Linked DNA regions of Homo sapiens: all the other regions are linked to region 3. Evidence: chromatin loops called from intact Hi-C (ENCODE). Cell type or tissue: heart left ventricle. All regions are shown on one strand. Each heading gives the region's core, and the rest is flanking DNA. Links, peaks and the distances in the headings are about the cores only.

What was found. Peaks named below come from ENCODE experiments on the same cell type or tissue, not always from the same donor. Only the 100,000 strongest peaks of a DNase experiment are listed, where the experiment ranks them.
Region 1: a loop joins it to region 3, with 2.2 times the contacts of the local background. A loop is called at or near these places in 17 of 110 quality-filtered maps.
Region 2: it touches region 3 in a loop (2.0-fold over the local background); 3 of 110 quality-filtered maps call a loop at or near these places.

Annotation. Positions count from the first base shown.
Region 1 is chr12:14,616,102-14,623,798 of GRCh38, reverse strand. It overlaps GUCY2C (guanylate cyclase 2C), which reads left to right. Exons shown (of 27, transcript NM_004963.4): 22 at 1,602-1,794; 23 at 2,583-2,757; 24 at 4,490-4,588; 25 at 7,072-7,166. PLBD1-AS1 (PLBD1 antisense RNA 1) reads right to left here. Exons shown (of 6, transcript NR_120465.1): 5 at 4,426-4,647; 6 at 4,044-4,061. Among named protein-coding and RNA genes, the nearest start is that of GUCY2C-AS1, 46 kb to the left of the region's middle. In heart left ventricle, for the core only: a CTCF peak has its summit at 4,628 (motif pointing right); no DNase peak of the experiment used is centred there.
Region 2 is chr12:14,381,678-14,389,374 of GRCh38, reverse strand. All of the region lies in intron 1 of ATF7IP (activating transcription factor 7 interacting protein), which reads right to left. Among named protein-coding and RNA genes, the nearest start is that of ATF7IP, 20 kb to the right of the region's middle. In heart left ventricle, for the core only: no CTCF peak of the experiment used is centred there; no DNase peak of the experiment used is centred there; H3K4me3 peaks cover 1,747 bases; H3K27ac peaks cover 1,864 bases.
Region 3 is chr12:14,564,573-14,572,269 of GRCh38, reverse strand. PLBD1 (phospholipase B domain containing 1) reads left to right here and starts at 4,387. Exons shown (of 11, transcript NM_024829.6): 1 at 4,387-4,688. The coding sequence starts at 4,574. PLBD1-AS1 (PLBD1 antisense RNA 1) reads right to left here and starts at 4,538. Exons shown (of 6, transcript NR_120465.1): 1 at 4,464-4,538; 2 at 4,078-4,251. RefSeq lists silencers at 4,517-4,626, 5,366-5,542 and an enhancer at 4,440-5,121. In heart left ventricle, for the core only: no CTCF peak of the experiment used is centred there; DNase peaks (open chromatin) are centred at 4,449 and 4,839; H3K4me3 peaks cover 2,097 bases; H3K27ac peaks cover 1,501 bases.

The DNA of each region.
Region 1 (7,697 bases), core at 3,323-5,822, 52 kb before region 3:
GAGAGAGCAAAGGGGGAGGTGCCACACACGTTCAAACAACTAGATCTCATGAGAACTCACTAACACAGGAACAGCAATGGGGAAATCTGCACCCATGATCCCATCACCTCCCACCAGGTCCCTCCCTTAACATTGGGGATTACAATTCAGCATGAGATTTGGGTGGGGACACGGAGCCAAACCATATCACCAAACTCATGTGACTTTTCAGATATAAGCAGTACAATGAATTGCAAATATGGCAGAATATCCAATTTTGTCATTGCATCTATGCAGCCTCCAAAATACTATGCACTTTATACAGGGCATGTCAAGAACAACCACTCCAGTCGTGTACCTAGGAATCCAAGCCACACCAAAGGAATGTTTTTCAAAGGTTCCAAGTTTTGTCATTGCACCAATTAAAAAGGTTTCTCCGGATACTCTGGAGGTTCTCCAAATGAGTGTTAGAAATCTTTGTGGTTGATTGGTTGTTTTCTTTCCGGGAGAGCCCACCTCCTTTGTTGCAGTCAGCATACCTCCAAATCTTCCCCATCTTCCTGAATATCCAAGGCCTGGGTTGTGCAGGGAGTGTAATGCAAAAAAAGACTGATGGGTGGGACTGAAGGCTTCCTGAATTCTAGCCCTGGCTCTGTCCCTAATCGGCTGTGGGAACTTAGGGAAGTCATACTTTTTTAGACCTCAACTTTCTCATCTGTAAAAATAAAGATTTCTTTTCAATGACTTCCGTGGAACCTCCCAGCTTCCAGTTTCTGATTCTAGTGGTTCCATACTGAGGGCCACTACAAAGTGATGCCAAGGACAGACAGGGACCATCCCACTTCATGTCAGCCCTCACTTCCTTTTCTCAATGAAGAGGTAACTTGGCACACCAAGTATGGAGTCCCTTCTTCTGGTTCTCTTCCTTCAATCTTGAATCTGATATGCTGCTCCTCATTCAGCAAAGATATTCTAAAAGTTGCTTTAATTTGACTTCTACAGTTTTAGCATGATTTAATTTATTTACATGATTGATTCTGCTTTACAAAGGACCCAAATCTGGTTCAAAATATCAAATGAACTCTGGTTCAGAATATATCAAAATTTATATTTAAATGCATCATTATTTCATAGTAATATTAAGCAATGCCATATTACATATGCCAGGAAAGTAAAACTATCAACTTTGTTGAGAAATTCAGATCTGATACCTGTGGTGATTTAAGTAATACCACACTCTCCTCAGCTTCTGCATGTAGAGCCACATCTGTAAGAGGTTGATTATCAATAGAGAAGCAAAAAGTGGACAAGTATGTATATGTATGAGAGTTTTGAGGATATTAAAGTTATCTATTTATGTGTATTAGGATTAATAATCAAACACTAAGTTAATGTTGAACCTGCTTGTATTCATCTGTGTTCACAACATGCATTATATGTGTATTTGTGTAATATGTTCATGTATATGATATACACAACCTCTGTTTCCGATTCACTCAATTCACTGGAAGTCTCAAATTCTAGAATTCTTGGTAGACAATCACTACTACCTGAAAGATTTATGTGAAACAAGAAGAAATTTGCTGAAGTTGAAGGCATTTTTTTTCCCTTCGTTCATCTAGGCTAGTGGTAAAGTCTCTGAAGGAGAAAGGCTTTGTGGAGCCGGAACTATATGAGGAAGTTACAATCTACTTCAGTGACATTGTAGGTTTCACTACTATCTGCAAATACAGCACCCCCATGGAAGTGGTGGACATGCTTAATGACATCTATAAGAGTTTTGACCACATTGTTGATCATCATGATGTCTACAAGGTAACCACATCACCTAACAGGCTGAAACCATTAATTGTACAACTCAAGGTCATCAGAGCCTGAATTGGTTGTTTCTGTTACTACTCTTGACCGCTCTAGTTTCACATTTAGTGAATTGGTGGTTGAATCTGAGCTAAAAGTGAAGAGAAGTAGAAGGATTAGAGGAGTGAGAAGTCAAAATTACCATTCAACTTTAAGAAGCAGCAAAAAAGATACAACAGGAAGTTCAGCAGGAATTAATTTGAAGTATTAAATTTAGACAAAATGGCATACTCTTAAATCACCTCCAAAAAATGGGCAGTGTTTAGGCTGACTGCAAATGAAGCAGAGAAGACACTGGGGTTATAATAAATAGAAAATCATACTACAAGAATGTATACAATTACATATTACAAAGTACAATATTCTGTTAAATAGTATGTTGACATTTGCTAAAGGATTAATTTTCAGGAAACTAAGGGTGTTCCTCAAATTACATAAAACCATTCAGATTATTTATTTGAACATTTCTAGAACTGTCACCACATCTGGACAATTTATATAATTATGAAGTACTTTTAAATGGCTAAATTCCTTTATAGCTATTTTATCACCCATTAACTGGACTATAAAAACCCTGAAGAAATCAGCATAGAACTGATCCAACTGGCCCCAGAAAAAGTGTAAAGGGCTATGCTCATACTGTGTTCCCAAATCACTTTTTGTGTTTGACATGTGATTAACTGCTTCTGTTTACTTTCTATACTTTTCAAAGGGGCAGAGGCACTCATGAGAAACTGTTTCCACAGGTGGAAACCATCGGTGATGCGTACATGGTGGCTAGTGGTTTGCCTAAGAGAAATGGCAATCGGCATGCAATAGACATTGCCAAGATGGCCTTGGAAATCCTCAGCTTCATGGGGACCTTTGAGCTGGAGCATCTTCCTGGCCTCCCAATATGGATTCGCATTGGAGTTCACTCTGGTATGGAGTTGAGCATCTTAGCAAATTGGGAACCATATGTACTGCTGTGCACCAACTAAATCAGAAAGGATAAAAGGTCTTCAAGTGTGATCGACCTCACATAATTTTTACTCTTAATTCTTTTTGCCAAATGTGAGGTCCCACTATGCATCCTGAGATATTTAGACCCAGTTCCTAGAGAACTCTAAGAACAAGACCTTTGAGGGCACCACTGACTGCTGACATGATAAACACCAAACATGTACGAAAACAAGAAGCTTTGGACTCCTATTTAAATCACCATACCTATGATTTCATTTATTTCCTCCCCATTCCCTTTCTCCCCACCCCCAACTTCAATATATTTTCCCACTAAAATATTATAGTATCTTAAGTGGATTAGATTATCTACAAGGGGAAATAAAGAACAGATGGTGAAATTTCTATAATATTTATACCCCCTCCCTTCCCTGCCACTGCAGTTATACAGAAAGTACATGAGTCACTTTCAAAGACCATGAAAGTTACATAGCCTTGTTAAAAGAAAAGCTTATGCATATTAAATTTAACACAGTTTGATTGAGCAAAGAATAATTTTCAAATCAGATGGCCCTTAAAACCAGAAGAGGTTCAGAGAGCTTCAATGGGCAAGGTGGGCGGGCAATGTTTATAGACAGAAAACAGAAGTGAGGGACAGAAACAACTTGATTGGTCAAACCTCTGTGTTCCCCTGATTTGGTCAAAGTCCCATCAGTTGACAGCCTGTGACTGGCTGAAGCTCAGCTACTGCGATTGGCTGAGACTCAGCTATCTATAACGTAAGTATACCCTAGTTAGGCTTTTAGTTTGTTTATGTACCAAGCTAGGTTGCAGTTTGTTTTGTAGGGACCCCTAAGAGGCAGCCTCAGGCCAAACTTAGTTTAATTCAACAGCCTTGAACATCAAGGTTTGAGATGAGTTACAGGTGTTATAGAAAAAACACCTGTAAGAGAGGAACTCAGAAGTCATCTAGATGAATCTTTAGCCAGGCATTGCTTAAAACTCAGCTTTGCAGTTTTTGAGTTAATCTTTAACTTCTGAAACTGTTAACACCTTGCACTCAGTCATTCTATGCAAATACATGACTGAATAACCCTTATTTCCTACCTAATATGCCACAGCGCATAGTCTAGCCTGGGCTTTTGTTCTGCTTGTTGGAACCTCCTTGTGCCACAGGCTTCCCCATCCAGCTGCATTCGCCTGGTCCATGAAATGCTTACGGAAAGTTATGCCTTTGTCTTGTCTTCTGTCTTCCATTGTCATGGCACCAATCCCAGAAATGCCACCTTAAAATAAAAATAAAACAAACTTGAGCCATTGAAGCTTCAAATCTACAGTGCCCTCCAGCAGTGTGAAATTCAGGGTTGTGTGGTTTGGCACAGTAAGCAAGCAGTGGGGCTCATCTTCATCCTTCCTGAGAGCCTTCTATTTAAAATCACCTTTGTGATCTGGATCTCTGAATGCCTTCCTATTTGCTACAAATGTCGTTTTCTTTGCGAGAGCAAAATACTTTATGATCGCATGCATTGAATAATGATGCTTCATTGGATTCATCCATTTAAACCAAAAGTCCCAGCTCACATTTCACATCCTCAGCTACTTCTCCATGACAGGAAGTATTCAGGATTGTGACCATACAGAGAGGCTTACCTGTCTTCACTCTACTCTGCAATTTCTATTGCCTCCACTTCCTGCTTTCTGTCCTTCATTTCAGGTCCCTGTGCTGCTGGAGTTGTGGGAATCAAGATGCCTCGTTATTGTCTATTTGGAGATACGGTCAACACAGCCTCTAGGATGGAATCCACTGGCCTCCGTAAGAAGGGAGACTGTTTTTCTCAGAGGACAAAGATGCTGTTTTCCAGCAGAGGGCAACTGTGAGATAAAATGCACAATAAGGAGATACAAAGTGCCAGTGAGATGTAGAATAATTCTTCACATTAGCTGAACACAAACCCGTGTCAATCCACCTTTTGCTACATTTGCTTTCATTGTTGTTTACTGATAATTATTTTATTCTTCCACTTTTGCTCAGTTTTAGACTATTTCTATATTTTTGGCTCATATACAATGAATCTGGGGATATTCTACTTAGAATAGTCCTGGCATTTACCATAGATTCATGAAAGTTAAAAAAAAATCAGTAGGCAAGGTAAGAACTACACACTCTGGTTCACATTCCTGTTTCCCTCTTATTTGGTTTTGCTTTTTTGTTGTTGTTTTTTAGAGACAGGCTCTCGTTCTGTCACCCAGGCTGGAGTGCAGTGACACGATCATAGCTCCCTGTAAACTTGAACTCCTGGGCTCAAGTGATCCTCCCACCTCATCCTCCCAAGTACCTGGGACTACAGGAACATACCAGCACATCCAGATAATTTTTAAATTTTTAATAGAGACTGGGTCTCACTATGTTGCCCAGGCTGGTCTCAAACTCCTGACCTCAAGGAGTCCTTCCACCTTGGCCTCCCAAAGCATATTCGTTTTTTCTGGAAATTGATTTTTGTTTATTTGTTTGAGATGGGGTCTCACTCTGTCGCCTAGGCTTTGGCACAGTGGCACAATCACAGCTCACTGCATCCTTGAACTCCTCAGCTCTAGTGATCCTCCCACCTCAGCCTCCTAAGTAGCTGGGACTACAGGCATGCCACCATGCACAGCTAATTTTTTAATTTTTTCTGTAGAGGTGTGGTCTCTCTATGTTGTCTAGGCTGGTCACAGATTCCTGGGCTCAAGCAAGTCTCCTGCCTTGGTCCCCCAAAGCCCCAAAGTGTTGGAATTACAGGCAAGAGCCATCATACCCAACCAAGAATTGATTTTAGTAAAGAAAAATCTAAGCATTTGTTATATACGAAGGAATATATTGCATTTGCTTGGCAAGGTAGAGGCACAATGTGCTGCATGAAGTAGATGCTCAATAAATATTGATGACAGTGGTAGCAGTAGAAATATATAGAAGAGAGAAAATAAGCACTGGGAGACATGGCTGGGGCTTACGAAACCACAGGAGGCAGGATGGTATTTTGGTAGTGTACTGACAATGTGATACTAGTTTGTCCTGGCAAATCATGCTGGCAAGGAAAAGGATAAGGTTGGGGTCAGACAGACTTGGGTTACAATTGAAATTATGTTAATCATTCTCAGTATAAGTTGAGTAGAAAGCTACCTGATCCTTCTAGCCCTCAGAAAGATAAAGATACAAATTGAAAATGGAATACCAACCGTGCCAAGAGGGTTTCTGAAATAATTTGGGATGATGTCATGTTAAGCGTTTAGCAATCATGGTACATGGTAGGTATACAATTTGGGATTGTCATTATTCTTACTGTGTAATTGTTTGTGGTATTGCTATTAGGCCCCTATATTGGGAAAGGTGATACACATCAATGGACTTGTGAATGGGCGTGCCCTCACCACTTCTTTTGTCAAAGGATAACAATGTTCCAGAAGAAGGAAATTTGAGAAAATCAAGACCCCTCAACTCTCCCGAATCTTCACCTTGCCCACAAGGCTTTAGCTATTTATTGGAACTTTTCCACAGGGACCCAAAACCAAACTCCAACACCCAAGCTTGGCACTACAAGCCAAATCTAAAACTAGGTCCCGCAGGCTACTACTCTGAGCTGGAATGAGAATCTATGGAGAAAAACCTAGGGATCCCCATCACATCACGCAGGGCCCTGAAAACTGATGCCAGGCCTTCTTTCTTCCCACGTGAGATTATATTTCTTGTGTGAGGGCATTCTTGCATTGCTATAAAGAAAAACCTGAGACTGGGTTATTTATAAGAAAAGAGGTTTAATTGGCTCATGGTTCTGCAGGCTGTAAGGGAAGAATAGCACCTGCATCTGCTTCTGGGGAGGCCTCAGGAAGCTTTCACTCATGGCAGAAGACAAAGCAGGAGCAGGCACTTCATACAGCAAAAGCAGGAGTAAGAAAGAGAGTGGCAGGGGCAGGTGCCACACCTTTTTAAATGACCAGATCTTGTGACAACTCAGTATCGCAAAGACAGCACCAAGCCATGAGGGATCCACCCCTGTGACCCAGACACCTGGTCGGGGGCCAGGACTCCAGCACTGGGGATTAAAATTCAACATGAGATTTGGGTGGGGACAAATATCCAAACTATACCATTTCTTATCTCTCTGATGTTATTTTTAAGTGTTCTTTCATTAAAATAGCCACAATTGTTTCTTCTTGATTTAGGATTCTTGTCTCAGGTGTTGTTGATATCCTGAATCAACGGGAAACAAATAGGCTGTGTACTAGCTGGGATTTTTATTTGTCAATTTGCATTTCCAGCTTTGAGAATTCACGTGAGTGGCTCCACCATAGCCATCCTGAAGAGAACTGAGTGCCAGTTCCTTTATGAAGTGAGAGGAGAAACATACTTAAAGGTAAGGAGTCCACAGAGACAATGCATAGGAAAAGCTCTCAGACACGCTTGGGCCACCTCCTTTGAGACTTGGCCAGGAAAGTTGAGCATGCTAATCCTCTTCTGTACTCATCACGATGAGCACCCTCCATCCTCTGCAAGAGAAATGACCACCAAAAAATGTGAACTCAAAACTTGCCTTTACTCCAAAGAGCCCTTTTGAGATTTTGAACTCTGCCAGCATTTCCTCTGCCATATCCAGGTTTTGTATCCAGTTCCTCCTCCAAACACAAGAGCTACATACAGTCTGGTCCAGGACTTATTTAATTTGAATCAAAACCCTTGTCCCCCCACTTACTTCCCTACTCTTACTACACACTGCTGCTATGATCTGAGGTCACCTCTCTTGCCAGTTGCTTTACTATTCGGAAGCTCTAGAATCACAAGGAGTGAATGACAAGGTGTGGCCCCATTCTCCTCCTCTTCCTCATCTGGAAGCTTGTTAAAATGCAGATGTGTGGACACTCTACCAGGCCTACTATGCAAGATTCTC
Region 2 (7,697 bases), core at 3,323-5,822, 180 kb after region 3:
TGTAATGTCAACATTCTATATTGGCTTTACTTAATAAATACATCTGCCATATCCATACACAACAAAGGATGGCTAATTTATGCTAACAGAGTAGGACCCAGTACTACAAAAACGAATATATAACATTACTAAGTGGATATGATGTTACTTAGCACTTCTTGCTTCTGAGCATGAGTTATATAAGAAATTTCCCATAGTTTTTAAATACACACTGATCCAATCACACTTGAAAAGGTATATGACACTCGAGAGGCAAATAAACTGAAATGCATTTGGATATTACTGAGAAAATTAGTATGCAAGATTTTTGCAGAGTATTTCAAGATACTATTCTGAAACATTATGTAAATTGATTCTGAGCATATGCTTACCAAATAGATAGGAAATTTCCCCCATTTTATAGACGAAGAAACGAAAATCAAAAAATGGAATGAACACAGGGCACGATGCCTCATGCCTGTAATCCCAGCATGTCAGGAAGCTGAGGTGGTCAGATCACTTGAGGCCAGGAGTTCGAGACCAGCTTGGCCAACATGATAAAACCCCGTCTCTACTAAAAACACAAAAATTAGCTTGGTGGCACATGCCTGTAATACCAGCTACTCAGGAGGCTGAGGCACAAGAATTGTTTGAACCCAGGAAGTGGAGGTTGTAGTGAGCTCAGATTGCCACTGCACTCCAGCCTGAGAAACAGAGTGAGACTCTGTCTCCAGTAAAGAAAGAAAGAAGGCTGGGCGCAGTGGCTCATGCCTATAATCCCAACACTTTGGGAGGCCTAGGCAGGCGGATCACTTTAGGTCAGGAGTTCAAGACCAGCCTAGCCAACATAATGAAACCCCATCTCTACTAAAACTACAAAAATTAGCCGGGCGTGGTGATGGGCGCCTGTAATGTCAGCTACTCGGGAGGCTGAGGCAGGAGAATCACTTGAACCTGGGAGGCGGAGGTTGCAGTGAGCTGAGATTTCACCACTACACTCCAGCCTCAGCGACAGAGTGAGACTCCGTCTTGAAAAAAAAAAAATTAGCAGGGCACAGTGGCTCACGCCTGTAATCCCAGCAATTTGGGAGGCCAAGGCGGGCAGATCACCTGAGGTCAGGAGTTCGAGACCAGCCTAACCAACAGGAAGAAACTTCACCTCTACTAAAAATATAAAAATTAGCCAGGCATGGTGGCACATGCCTGTAATCCCAGCTACTCGGGAGGCTGAGACAGGAGAATGGCTTGAACCCAGGAGGCAGGCTGAGACAGGAGAATGGCTTGAACCCAGGAGGCAGAGGGTGCAGTGAGCCGAGGAAGCATCATCGCACTCCAGCCTGTGCCATAAGAGTGAAACTCCGTCTCAAAAAAAAAAAAAAAAGAAAGAATGAAAGGAAAGAAAGAAAATGGAATAAGCTCGTCAATGTCAGAAAAAGGTAGCAAAAACAGTATTCAAATTCAGGTTTGGACCCTTGGCCAGTGCCACCACCCTAACATTTCTCTTAGAGGCTTATGCAGATGAAATTGTTCATGAAAAAGGGTAAACAAAAGGGGAGAATTTTTAAAAGTGACAAAATAACATCATAAAACTTCAATTATTCAGCTCCCAGATTTATTATGCCCTCAATTACCCAGCATAATAGCTAACTGGAACTTGGAACAGAAAATTTGAGAACTATCACCAATCCCAAAAGCAATCATCTCATTAAGGGGTAATTTATGCTTACAGTTGCAAAAATGCAACACAGCAGGGAAAGAATTAGCAATAATATCCTGAGTAACCATAGGGCATTAGTATTTCCTCATGTACAGGTAATAATCTTGTAGAGGGTAGCGGCAAATATTACAGTTAGCAATAGAAGGCAAAAAGACTGGGTTATTAAAATTTCCCTAAGATCCCACTCAAGACCAGCATAAACTGCTCAATAATTTCAACATGGACAGTTTTTCGACATTATATAAAATGTTTTGAAATACACATATTTTTAAACACTAGAGTCTCCTCCCCTCCCACTCTCGCCACCAAGAAAATGAGCTGTTATTACTATTAAAAGGCATGAAAATAAGAGTGATCAAGGTCACAGCACATTCACTTTTCTATGTCATACTCACTCCAAGGATAACCTTACTGAAAGGAATGATGAATAGAATCCCTCAAACACATTGAAATGTTTTTCTTTTTCTTTTTTAGGTACAGTTCATATGACTGAATGATTTACATAAATTAGTGTTCAAATTATGAGAATCTACTATGTCATATAAGACAGTCCTAAAGATTTTACAATGTAGTGACTAAAGTGAAACAAAAATGCTAAAGCTGTTGATGAAACTGAGATAAATACTGATCCCAGAATATATTTTAAGCCACTAAATAAATGGACACTGATTTAATTAGGAAAAACAATTATTTTGTTTAAAAAAAATGTAAATAACAAATATAAACACAAGGCTGAGACAAGTCAACAATTTTAAACTGTTAAGTCATGTACATATAGATCTTATATTCCATCTTCATGAACATCAAAAATCAACATAACGAAGACACATTCTAGAATAATTTTCAAACTGAATTCCACAGTGCCTTAAGAGGCCAAGGTTCTACAAATAAGTGAACTAGATCTGGATCTAATACAAGATTATAATTGTCATGTACGATCTCGTTTCCAAGTTTTGTTTATCTTAATAGCATAATTATTGTCATTTTATTAAATACACATGACATGTGAATAAGTTTACAATATAAAATAAGTACATAACAATAAAATATCACGTGTCCTTTTGTTTCTTAAGCCTTGCAGAATTAAGCAGAAACCATAAGTATCCCTTTTATATATTGGAATCCTCCCTAAGAGTTTAACATGCAAAAAGTTTCTGTTTTTAGAAAGCTGCTCTACTCAGAAAGTTTAGAACTTACTGTTCTATGTCATATAAGTCAGGGATATATTCTTAATACTCTACGGACAAAACCAGGAGTATATTATACCAGCTAAAAAATATTTTAACAGGTACTGCAATTTAAGTATTGCTGCTTAAAGTATGCCTTTTCTGCTATCTGAAATACTACGTGAATAAGAATTTCATTCTCCCATCTTTCTGGGTAACCACAGACTTACAGTATCTCAATAAACATTTCTACTCCAGAACGATGTTAAGAAAGCTTTTTAAACTTTTTGAAATTAAATTTACAAAATCATTGAGCTATATTTCTTTTAAATATACTACAGGTTTGAATTAAGACTAAAATGAAAATATAACTTAATTAACTGAGTACTTCAGCTCTGATGGTATTTGAATACATTAGATATATTTTTTAAAAAGAGGTATCCATGACTAGATGTGAATTTATTTCTAAATTCAAAATCTGAATCTGAATGCCAACTTAAGCAAAAAGTAATTTGAACAAAGAAGCAAAGCAGCATTAAAAATGTCAAAGAGTTGGATACTGGGAGGAGGCAGCATGATGAGAAAGAACTGCAACCCATAATGCCAAAAAAAAAGATTTTGGACAGTATTAAAAATTTTTTTTCATGATTTATATAATTACCCTTCTTTCCAAAAAGCTTCCACACAATACCTCACAAAACCGTAGAAAAATTGTAGTCTTTGTGCAAAACAAGGCTTACTTATGGATCCTTTAAAAAAAAAATCTATTCAGATAATATATTGTTTTAATTTCTACAAATAAATACCAAACACACTAAAATAGCCTACACAAAAGGAATATTACATTAATTAGGGCCAGAAATGCACTACTATGGTGATCAAATGTTCTGGCAATGACAGAACATAAAATGGTGAGAAATTACAGGAATTTAACCTTTGACCCCACCATGCTATGTACTGTTTCCATAATAAAGGCTTAAAGGTTCTACCAAACATTTCAACTTTTTAAAAACCAAGCTCTAAGTTCACCCCTCTAAGTAAACTCAGTTAAATTCCTTTTTAAAAAAGAAAAAAATGAGAATGTTTAAGATAAAAGAGTAATTGGTTCTTACCTCTGGTCCTGATGCATGTGACAAGTCTCCTCACTGACATACTTGCTGCCTAAGCAGCTACAAAGACTAGGTTAGCAGCCATTTTGAGACAGCTGCACAGTCTCAGTTGCACAAAAGTGTAATTAAGATGGCTGCAATGTGCACTCAAGAACTCACACAGTGAAAACTCAGCTATGTAACAAACAAAGCCCCTCCCACTTTGTCAGCCTGCAGGAAACTGAACATAGACAACAGCTAATGCATATACTGCAACAAACAATGCAGCTACACAGGACACAGAAAAAGAAAACAGAAGGCAGCAAGCCAGTTTTGTAACATAATGCCTGTGAATCCCGTCTTGCAATACAGACTTTGGGCACATCCAGATCCCAAACAACTTGAAATCCATGCCACATATTAGCAGTTACAGAGATGGAGCCAAATCACACAGAGCAAACATCAGGGAATTCGCTTGAAAGAAAGCCTCCATTTCAGTCCAGAAAAAAAAAAAAAAAGTTAAACCTTGCTCAAGGCCTTTTTTTTTTTTTTACCTTTTATAGTTTTATCATGAAAAGAATTTCAATTTTATAATTTCTAGAAAATTGTTTAAATCCTGAAAATGACTTGATTGATTAAGTTAATTTCAATTTATAGAAGGCTAAAGATTTTCTCCACAGAATCTAAAAGCCCCAAAGTGCTCAAATCTAGCAGAACAGTTAAAGCCTACAATTAAATTTTTGAACCTTGATAACAGAATCTCTAGAAGATGGCAAAAAGCTTATTGAGTAATTTACCATAGATATAAAAATAATTTCTTCTCTTCAGTAGTACAGATGGTCACAAACATTAACATCCCCAGGTGAGTGTTTAGTCCCAGGGCAAATTACATTTCATGCCCTGACAAAGACCTCCCAACTTTTTGATGTGAGTGAAAAGCAAATAAAAACAAAGAATTATAGGCACCCTGATGGAAAGAAGGGAATTTTAAAAAAGAGTAAAACTCAGTCTAATAGATATATTAGCAAGACAAATTTGAAAGAGCTCCAACAAATGTGGGTTGGCAGAAACATATCAATCAAAGAGAAGGGAAGGACAAAAGCACAGAGAGAACCTGTTCACATCAGCAATAGAATCCACATTTTCTTTCTCTCTTCCTCAGTCTACCTTCCTAAAATCTAGCTAACCTGTGTATCTTGTTCTATCTATCACTAAATATAGGTATTTACTAAAAAGTTTTAAGGGTATAGGGGAGTAATAGGGATATAGCTAAAAGGAGATTGGCCCTATGACTTGACAATGGTTCAAGCTGAGCAATGGGCACACAGAATTTATTATCTCATTCTATTTCAGTATATATTTGAAATTTTCCATAATAAAAGTTTTTTAAATTACTTATCTTTAAAAGGTCCTTATGTATTTTCCATGAGGCAAAATGAATAATGTATGTAACAACTTCAGTATATCAGAAAAAAAAAGTTAAACTTGATCCAAGCCATATTAATTCTTTAAAAATACAACTGTGATTCTCAAGCAAAGACTATTCATTAAAAGCAAGATTTAGGCCAAGCACAGTGCTTCACACCTATAATCCCAACACTCTGGGAGGCCAAGGCGGAAGGCTCTCTTGAAGCCAGGAGTTTGAGACCTGCGTGGCCAACAAAGCGAGATCTCTGTCTGTCTCTACAAAAAAAATTTTTAAAACATTAGCAGGTGTGGTAATATGAACCTGTAGTTCCAGCTACTCAAGAGGCTGATGCAGGAAGATCACTTGAGCCCAGAAGTTCAAGGCTACAGTGAACTTGAACCACTGCACTCCATCCAGCCTAGTCAACAGAGCCAGATCCTGTCTCAAAAAAAATTATAATTAAAAACAAAAGCAAGATTTGGTAAATTGAGAAAGGCTGGAACAGAATTGATATTACTGTAGCACTGGAATCTATGTTTAATTGGGGGGTGGGGAAAGATGGTACACATAGCCAAAATATTCAGAGCTGCCTAATGAACACTTTCTTACATTCTGGAAGCAAAGTGTTTTTAGGAAGTCTGATCCACAAAGATTTAAATTATGGAACACACTGTCAAATGGATGATATCTTCTTCAAGCCTCCCTTCTCTTGCCAAATACTTTTCCAATGTAAATCCTGACTACTTTTTTCTTAGTCTAAACATAGTCTACCAAGAGAAAGCTGCTGGCTACTAATAATACAGGTTGGACATCCCTAATCCGAAAATCCAGAATTCTCCAATAAGATTAAATAATTTCACAAAACTGATACAAGCAGAAATACAACCCAGACAACACTTAGTACCAGCTGACAGAGCTTTATCCATCCCTTCACACATTGGTTCTGTTTCTGTGTCTGATGAAACAGTTTAGAAAAGGAAAATAATTAGGCTGTTATTCAGATAAATAGTGTCAAGGCCAACACCTTTATCCCAAAGAAACTATCCTATTATAGTTTACTTGATATATCCTCTACATGATTCAACCTATATTACCCTATCACTGATAATTCTTTGCTTACTCTCTCCTTAATACGCACATCCCCAAACCAGGTATCATTACTCTCTCAATATCTTTTATGCATATCATCATTATACTTACCACCATTTCATTACTTGTATCTTTATGCAAATAATCTTTATATAAGGATATAAATCGCATCTTGATTCATTTTCCATTCTCTTCCATAGTATAGAACACAGTTATTTGCTCAATAAATAGTGAGCTGAAATTCTCAGTGTTTTTGTTTCTACCACAAAAATCTCAAAAGAACCTTCATTTTTAGGATCTCAACTCCTACTTTCTAGGAAGAAGTCAACTAATATGTCAACTAAGATTTTAGTCTTGGCCTAAAAACATCTGCAGTTCAGAATCCAAGATGGAAAAAATAACTTTTGTAGGGCACTTTTCAGGCACTACATGGGAACTACTATGTGCTTATTATGATAGATGACTCTGAGAAAATCTACAGGAAACAAAAGTGATTTAAGTTTTATTAATATTACTAAAAAAGCAGGATTCACCTTGACTGTATAATGTCACAGGTTTTAAGAAATTTGTTTTATATTGGGTCATTTGTAATGAGACCAATCGTTTATTTACAGAAGCATAAACACTTGCAACCAATTTCTAATGTTCAGTAAACAATTCCATGACTATCCAATGTTTAATCTTTTCCTAATTAAAAATCAGCACTTTTCACAAGTCTTTTTGTTTTTTCGTTTATTTGTTTGTAGACAGGCTACAGTGCAGTGGTGCAATCATGGCTCAGCTTACTGCAGCCTCAACTTTCTGGGCTCACGAGACTCTCTCACTTCAGCCTCTGGAGTAACTGGGACCACAGGTGTACACCACCACAACTGGCTAATTTTTAAAATTTTCTGTAGAGATAATGTCTCACTATGTTGCCCAGGCTGCATTCAATTTTTTTTTTATTTCACTCTTGCAATGACCATGTAAAATAAGAGCGCTACAATCTCAAATTTTTATGACCAGAGAATGTAATCATTTGCCAGGAGTCACACAATTAGTAAAGAAAGAAAAAAAAAAACTAGAATTAATTCTAGTCAACCATTACATTTTATATATATTATACTATTTGAAAACTCTGCATATGCAAATTATTGAAAACTATAGAATCTAAAGAAAAATTTTCACTGTATTTGGTTGAGAGTAAATATATGTTTTATTTATTTAATTAAGATGCTCTAATTGTAAGTTATTATTAACATTACACATAT
Region 3 (7,697 bases), core at 3,438-5,937:
CATTACATTAACTAATACACAGAGTATCTGGAAATCTAAATCCGAGGTCAAGGTAAAGCTGCAGATACCAACAGCAGATGCCTATGCACTACAATTCCTGCAGACCGAATGAGAAAAAAAGCTATATCTTAGTGGAGGCCACTAAGCCAAGAGTATGACTCACAGAGTAAATGTCCCTTATTTAGTACCAAGTCAATACATAAGCCCCCGAAGCTAAGGTCATCCTTAAGGAAAAATGGTAAGGACATAAAGAAGGCAAAGGACACTAAGGATTTGGTCCAAATGAAATTGCGCAACCTTAAATCTGGTATTTAAAAATTTTTACTGGTTGGACTCACACCTGTAATCCCAGCATTTTTGAAGGCCAAGGTGGGAGGATCACTTGAGCCCAGGAATTTGAGACCAGCCTGAGCAACATAGTGAGATCCTGTCTTACAAAAAATTAAAAAAAAAAAAAAATTACCATCAGTGGATGTGTTTGAATGCTAAGTTAATTACACTTTTTTGGAAAAGAAACAAATTTACATTTTGGATATTTCATTCTGGAACTGTAACTGTAAAATTTTCAATCCACCACATACATGTTACAGCAAGGAAAGAAATATAGAGGCCAATAGAGACCACTATCTTTGTTTCTGCAACTGGTCACCTGGCTATAGATAATTATATGTGACTTCTCTTCTCCACCTTTTTTCCATGTTCCCCTTGCTTTGGGCCAGCAACTCAGCTGCTGGGATTCTTTGCCCATTGGGATGAGGAGTCTGAGTCCCCAGTGGTGCTTCCCAGGTGAGATTATGCTCCCAGTCCTTTCATTTTGTTTTGGTTTTGGTTTTTTGAGATGGAATCTCTCTCTGTCATCCAGGCTGGAGTGCAGTGGTGCGATCTCAGCTCACTGCAACCTCTGCCTCCTGGGTTCAACTGATTCTCCTGCATCAGCCTCTCAAGTAGCTGGGATTACAGTCATGAGCCACTATGCCCAGCTAATTTTTGGTATTTTTAGTAGAGACGAGGTTTCACCATGTTGGCCAGGCTAGTCTCGAATTCCTGATCTCAAGTGATCCACCCAACTCGGCCTCCTGAAGTGCTGGGATTACAGGAGTGAGCCACCGCATCCAATGCTCCTACTCCTTTTGATAGTAAGGCAAAATTACCAATACTACAATCCTATTCTTAACCATTCAAACATATTTTTATGTTTTAAGAGGAGCTCAAAAAAGACCAATTGCAATTCAGTAATGCACTTTCAAATTCCAATTCAATAATACTTCCTTATTGTGTCTCCTGGTAGAAACACCTCCACCCTTGGCTCACCAAAAGTTGGCATTCCTGCACCAAAAGTTGGTACAGGAAGAGAATAATGGACGCTGAGTAGCCCCAAACCACACAAGTCCATTATAGAAGTGATGAGAACATTTCGCAGCTGGCATCTTTGGTTCTCCTCATTGCAGCTTTAGTATGTGAATCCAAAAAATCTGAGACAGGTCTCAGTCAATTTAGAAAGTTTATTTTGCCAAAGTTAAGGACACACCAGGGCCACAGCCTCAGGAGGTCCTGACAACATGTGCCTAACGTGGTCGGGGTACAGCTTACTTTTATACATTTTAGGGAGATATGAGACATCAGTCAATACGTGTAAGATGTACATTGGTTCAGTATGGTAAGGCGAGACAACTCAAAGTGGGGTATTCCATGTTAGAAGTAGAAAAGAGACAAAATGTTACATTCTTTTGAATCCTTGATCAGCCTTCCACAGAATACACAACTTAGTCTGGCCCAGGGAGTCTGCATTTTTACATAAACAATACTGCAGAGGAAGCAATCAGATGTGCATTTGTCTCAGGTGAGCCTCAGAGGGATGACTTTTAAGTTCTGTCTTCCCTTTGTCCACAGGGAATTTCCTTGTGGGCAAACTGTGAGGGAGGTATGTAGCTTCTTATCTTTGTAGCTATCTTATTTCAGAATAAAATGAGAGGCAGGTTTGCCTGACATAGTTTCCAGCTTGACTTTTCCCTTGGCTTAGTGATTTTGGGGTCCCAAGATTTATTTTCCTAACTATGTGTGAGTTTTGCAGCTCATTTTCCTCCCAGATATGTAAAACTGGCATAATTTAAAGAAAGCAAGATTTATCATCTAATTCAGTGATTCTCAACTAGGGGGCAATTTTGCCCCCCTACGGGAGCATTTGACAATGTCTGGAGACATTTTCAATGGGGGTGCCACTAGCATCCAGTAGGTAAAGGCCAAGGGGTGTCCAGGACAACCCCCCCACAACAAAGAGTTGTCTGCTCCAAAATTTCAATAGTGCTGATGTGGAGAAGTCCTGATCCAATTAATTTGTTTATATGTATAATTTGCTCCCCACTACTGGAATGCAAGCTCTGCAAGGGCAGGGACTTTGTTTTGTCTACTGCTCTGTGCTTGGAACATGGGAGTCAACGAATATTTGATGACAAATAATAGATGAATGAATGCCTCAAGGTTCACATTAGGCATTTATATGCATCTTACTTCATCAGAACACTTGGCTCCTTGGATCAGAAGGGTTAGTAAGGTGAAGGAGGGTGGTATAGGGCAATATGACTCAAATATTTGGGGTGGCACCACTTCCTTGAACATCCTAATGTGGTTCTCTTCCCATCATAACACAACCAAAATTTTCATTTTTGGTTCATTTTAATTTTCTAACTTGAAGGAAAATGTGCAACTTTTACAATGTCCTCGATGTCTTCATTTTAATTTTTCTTCATTTAAATTTTCTAACGAAGGAAAATGTGCAACTTTTACAATGTCCTCGATGTCTTCGTTTTAATTTTTCTTCATTTTAATTTTCTAACTTGAAGGAAAATGTGCAACTTTTACAATGTCCTCGATGTCTTCATTCATTAAATGCCATTAAACATAATTGTGACTTTAATTTTAATTAAATAAAAATGAGTTGGAGTCTCCCTGTGTGGCACAGGCTTGTCTTGAACTTTTGGGCTCCGGTGATCCTCCCACCTTGGCCTCCCAAAGTGTTGGGATTACAGGCATGAGCCATGGTGCCTGGACCACAAAATTGTGACTTGTGTTTCACAATTTGCACAGAGATTTGATGAACTTTTAGGTTCTTTATCTTTTCTAACAATTACATTTTCCCCGTTATGAAAGGTACTGCTTATTCTCTCTTCTCATCTCTCCTTGACACCTAGGTTAAGCTTAGAAGAAAGGCCAAGAGGAAGAGTGGGGTGCTGAGGTTCCCATCTGAGAGGTGGCTTGTTCCCTCCTTCCCCCTCTCCCACTGCACCTTAAACATAGCTCTAACACAGTAGAATGGCAAGTTCTGTGTACTTGTTTATCTATATGGCTTAGTTCTTTTTTAAAAAAATTATTATTGTTATTATTATTATTTTTTTTTGAGACGAATCTCGCTCTGTCGCCCAGGCTGGAGTAGAGTGGCGCGATCTCGGCTCACTGCAAGCTCCGCCTCCCGGGTTTACGCCATTCTCCTGCGTCAGCCTCCCAAGTAGCTGGACTACAGGCGCCCGCCACCGTGTCCGACTAATTTTTTGTATTTTTAGTAGAGACGGGGTTTCACCGTGTTAGCCAGGATGGCCTCGATATCCTGACCTCGTGATCTGCCCGCCTCGGCCTCCCAAAGTGCTGGGATTACAGGCGTGAGCCACGGCGCCCGGCTGGCTTAGTTCTTTTTGTCTGTGGTGAGGCATGCTCTTAGCTGTCTTTATATCACTGGTATCTGGAGTATAAGATGGGCCCAGCCAATGCTGAGTGAATGAATGAAATGCCTTTTGCCTACTTCACAATGTCACCTAGGGCACCCGGTGCCAACTTCACAATATCACCCAAGGCATAACTTTTGACTACTTCACAATGTCACTTTTAACTGACCCCACACAGAAATGGGGACTCCACAGAAACGTAGGAGTGTGTCTAGTGTCAGCCCCGTCTGAATCACTCTCCTGTGGTGGCTCCAGCCAACGAAGAGGAAGCAAAAAGGATAAAAAATCTGAGCTACAGCGCATGGATTTAGGTTAAACAGCCTGGGAATGAGGGGTACGCTAATCGCTGAGGAAAACGCACCTGTGGAGGCCTCTCCAGAAACAGCAGAGGATCCGAGCTGCGTGTAGGCAGGGCGCGCATGTCACCCTGGCCCGGGCGCCTGGTCCGCTGCTGGAGATAAATGGTCGACCCCGGAGGGAGAGGCTAGTAGGGGTGTTGATGTGAACTGATTCGCCCAAGCCTTGGGCCGCAAAACTGCGAAAGAAAGCGGCAGGCAGCCTCTGCATTTCCCAGAAGTGCAGCTGGGGAACTTTCCCAGACCGGCCCAGGGGTTGCTAGAGGGTCAGACGTAAAGGATCCGCCTTTCCTAGGCGGGGTGGGCCCCAGGCCACCACGTGAAGCGTCCTCGCCCCTCAGAGCCCGGAGCAGGCCGGGCTCAAGAAAGAGGAAAGTTGAGGACGCCCCACCTCGGAGAGGCGGCGCCCCTGAGTAGGCCAGGAGCCTCTCTTGCAACTTCTGCCACCGCGGGCCACCGCGGCCGCCTGATCCCGCAGAGGAAGGTCGCGGCCGTGGAGCGATGACCCGCGGCGGTCCGGGCGGGCGCCCGGGGCTGCCACAGCCGCCACCGCTTCTGCTGCTGCTGCTGCTGCTGCCGCTGTTGTTAGTCACCGCGGAGCCGCCGAAACCTGCAGGTGAGCAGAGCGCGCCCTGGGCGGGGGGCGCCCGGGGAGGCTCCTAGGAGCCTGTTAGCGCCCGTGCCCCGCGTCCGGCCGAGTTGACGTCCAGCGGGCGTCTGGTTCCTGGGTGAACTCAGAGAAACGCGCCTCCGGCCGGCGGTCTCGCTCCAGCCCTGCGGCTGCGCAGCGAGGGCACTTGAGAAGGGCATGGCGAGTGCGTCTGCCAACTTTACAAGTTTTGGCCCGAATTCTTGGCCAACAAATCGGTTCGCTCCTGCGCCGATTCTTGGCCCACAGAGCCTGGGCTGGTCTTAAAAACTCCAGCCAATGGGCATCTAAATATATTTATCCAGATTGTAGGGAGGTATGGTTCCGGCTTGCCATTTGTTTTGTGTTTTAAAAATTTACATTGACTTTGGCTTAAAATCACGATTGCACGATTGTCAGTTTGATACGTGCCTGGCAGTGGGCTTAAGGGCCTTTTGGTTTTGTTGTTGTTGTTGAGACAGAGTCGCTCTCTGTGGGCGACGCTGGAGTGCAATGGTGTGATCTCGGCTCACTGCAACTTCCGCCTCCCGGGTTCAAGCGATTCTCCTCCCTCAGCTTCCCAAGTAGCTGGGATTACAGGCGTCAGCCACCATGCCCAGCTAATTTGTGCATTATTAGTAGAGACGAGGTTTCACCATGTTGGACAGGCTGGTCTCGAACGCCTGACTCGGGCGATCCGCCTGCCTCGGCCTCCCAAAGTGCTGGGATTACAGGCATGAGCCACCGCGCCCGGCAGTTTTTTTTTTTTTTTTTTAATATATAATCCTAAATAGGATTATATTCCCCATTCTGCAGATGAGAAAAGTGAGATTGATCAGAAGTAATTCGCATAAAGATAACACAGCAAATAAGACAGAGTTAGGGGATGCCAGAGGGCATTTTCTTAACTACTTCCCTCTTGGAAAAACAGGTTTTATCTCTACAGGTATTCATGCAAATCTACATCCTTTGCCAAAATTAAATTAAATTAAATTAAAAAGCCTTGGATTTATGATTTCCGTTCCTAAGGAGGTGAAGATTATGAACTGTAACTAAGGGACTTGAAAGAATTCTAAAGTAATAATAAGAGAATTAATTTTGTCTTATTTCATAATCCCCTTTTCTGTGCTGACCTTGTACAAGAGTAGGGTGGGGCTTGGGGGAGGATGCCCCTTCCTAAATATGTGTACTGATTCTTATTACACTACCTTCCATCATCAAGAGCCTTCGTTTTTGAGACTTGCTTAGTTATCACTCTTCAATCTTAAATCTTTCCAGTCTGTGGGATCAGATGTACCCACAGGCTCCTGACTCGTGATTTTCTGTGTTCTTTGCCTAAACTATGGAGGTGGCCTTGGTGTCTACTTCTAGTCTAGGGAGACAGCTCATTCAGAGGTACCTGGGGGAGGCTGGGGAGGGTCCCAAAAGTGGAGGTAGCTTTTGTGTTTGGAATGCTGGCTAAAATCTTTATTCCTTTTCTGTTTTTTTGGACGAGTGAGATTAAGTGTTTTTGTAGGTGGAGGGGGCAGCCTGAGGAGTGAGACAGGCGTTGTTTTTCTGAAGATGGAGCACTATTTATTCAAGAAGGTACCACCTTGTAAGAAACTGCATCTTAAACAGTTCCTCCAACAGGAAGCTGACTCCATGCTTGGAGGTTCTGGAGCCAAGGCAGAAAGTAAGGACATTTCTGAGATGAAGTGATCCTGACAGCACCATGCCCAGCAATCTGGAAAGGATTCTTACTTACCTAGGTGTTAAGGACATCTGGTGATGCCACACTATTTCAGCAGATGAGATCTCTGTTTCCTTTGTCCTACCCACATTAATCTGTTTTCCCTTGAGGCTTTTTGGGTCTTTGTCTTTACCCTTCTACTAGCCTGCGAACAACCAAAGAGTAAAGAACTGGGACTTGCTACCTCTCACTTGTCATGTGTTCTCTGAAGTACCCAGCTCAGTACCCTGAACTTAGTAGGAATTCAGTAAACACTAAAGGGATTGCATGTCCATCCCCTTGGAATGGATTTTATATCCACTCATATGCATCTATCTATCCAAAAACAACTTCTTCAATTTTTAATTTTACTTTTTTTTTTTTTTACTATTATTTCCTATTATTTTTATTTTCCCCCCAGGCTGGGTACAGTGGCGTGATCTCGGCTCACTGCAACCTCCACCTCTTTGGTTCAAGCAATTCTCCTGACTCAGCCTCCCGAGTAGCTGGGATTACAGGCACACACCACCACGCCCAGCTAATTTTTATATTTTTTGTAGAGATGGGATTTCAACAGGTTGGACAGACTAGTCTCGAACTCCTGGCCTCAGGTGATCTGCCCGCCTCAGCCTCCCAAAGTGCAGGGATTACAGGTGTGAGCTACCATGCCCGGACACTTTTAGTTAATTCTTGCATATTCTTCAATTTGTAAAGGTTACTCTATAGTTTTATTATTCCAGAAGTTGACAAATAATTGCACAGTCATTCTAGCCAAATCTTTCAAGCTATGATTTCAGACATATGGTGTTGCGTTTATCTTTCCAGACCAAAAGCCCCATAATTGATTTTAGAAGGTCCTTATATAATTTTTTCTAAGTGGTATGTATAGAGAAGTCAGGTGGTCACTAGAGAAATAAATCATACCTTTATCTGGTTCTGAAAAAGTTTAACATCTTGGAAGTCATTCAGTCTCCATAAGGTGATTTGGCAGACCTATGATTGGAGTCAGTTTCAGTTGATCCTTTAACTCTGCAGACATTCTTTTAGGGTTGGCTGCTGAGAGACTCATAATATGGTATGTATATTGGTAAAACTGGTTCAGAATCTGGCCCTCGGCCTTGCAGGGCTAGACTCCAGAAATTCAGTCTTTCTACTGCTCCATATCTGATCACAGCTAAGAAAGCTGATTCACCCTGATATACACCCAAGTCTATTCATCAGACTTAGCATAATTTTTAGTTAGAAATATAACTGTCAGGCAGACTGGATATTTGTGAGGTCTGCTC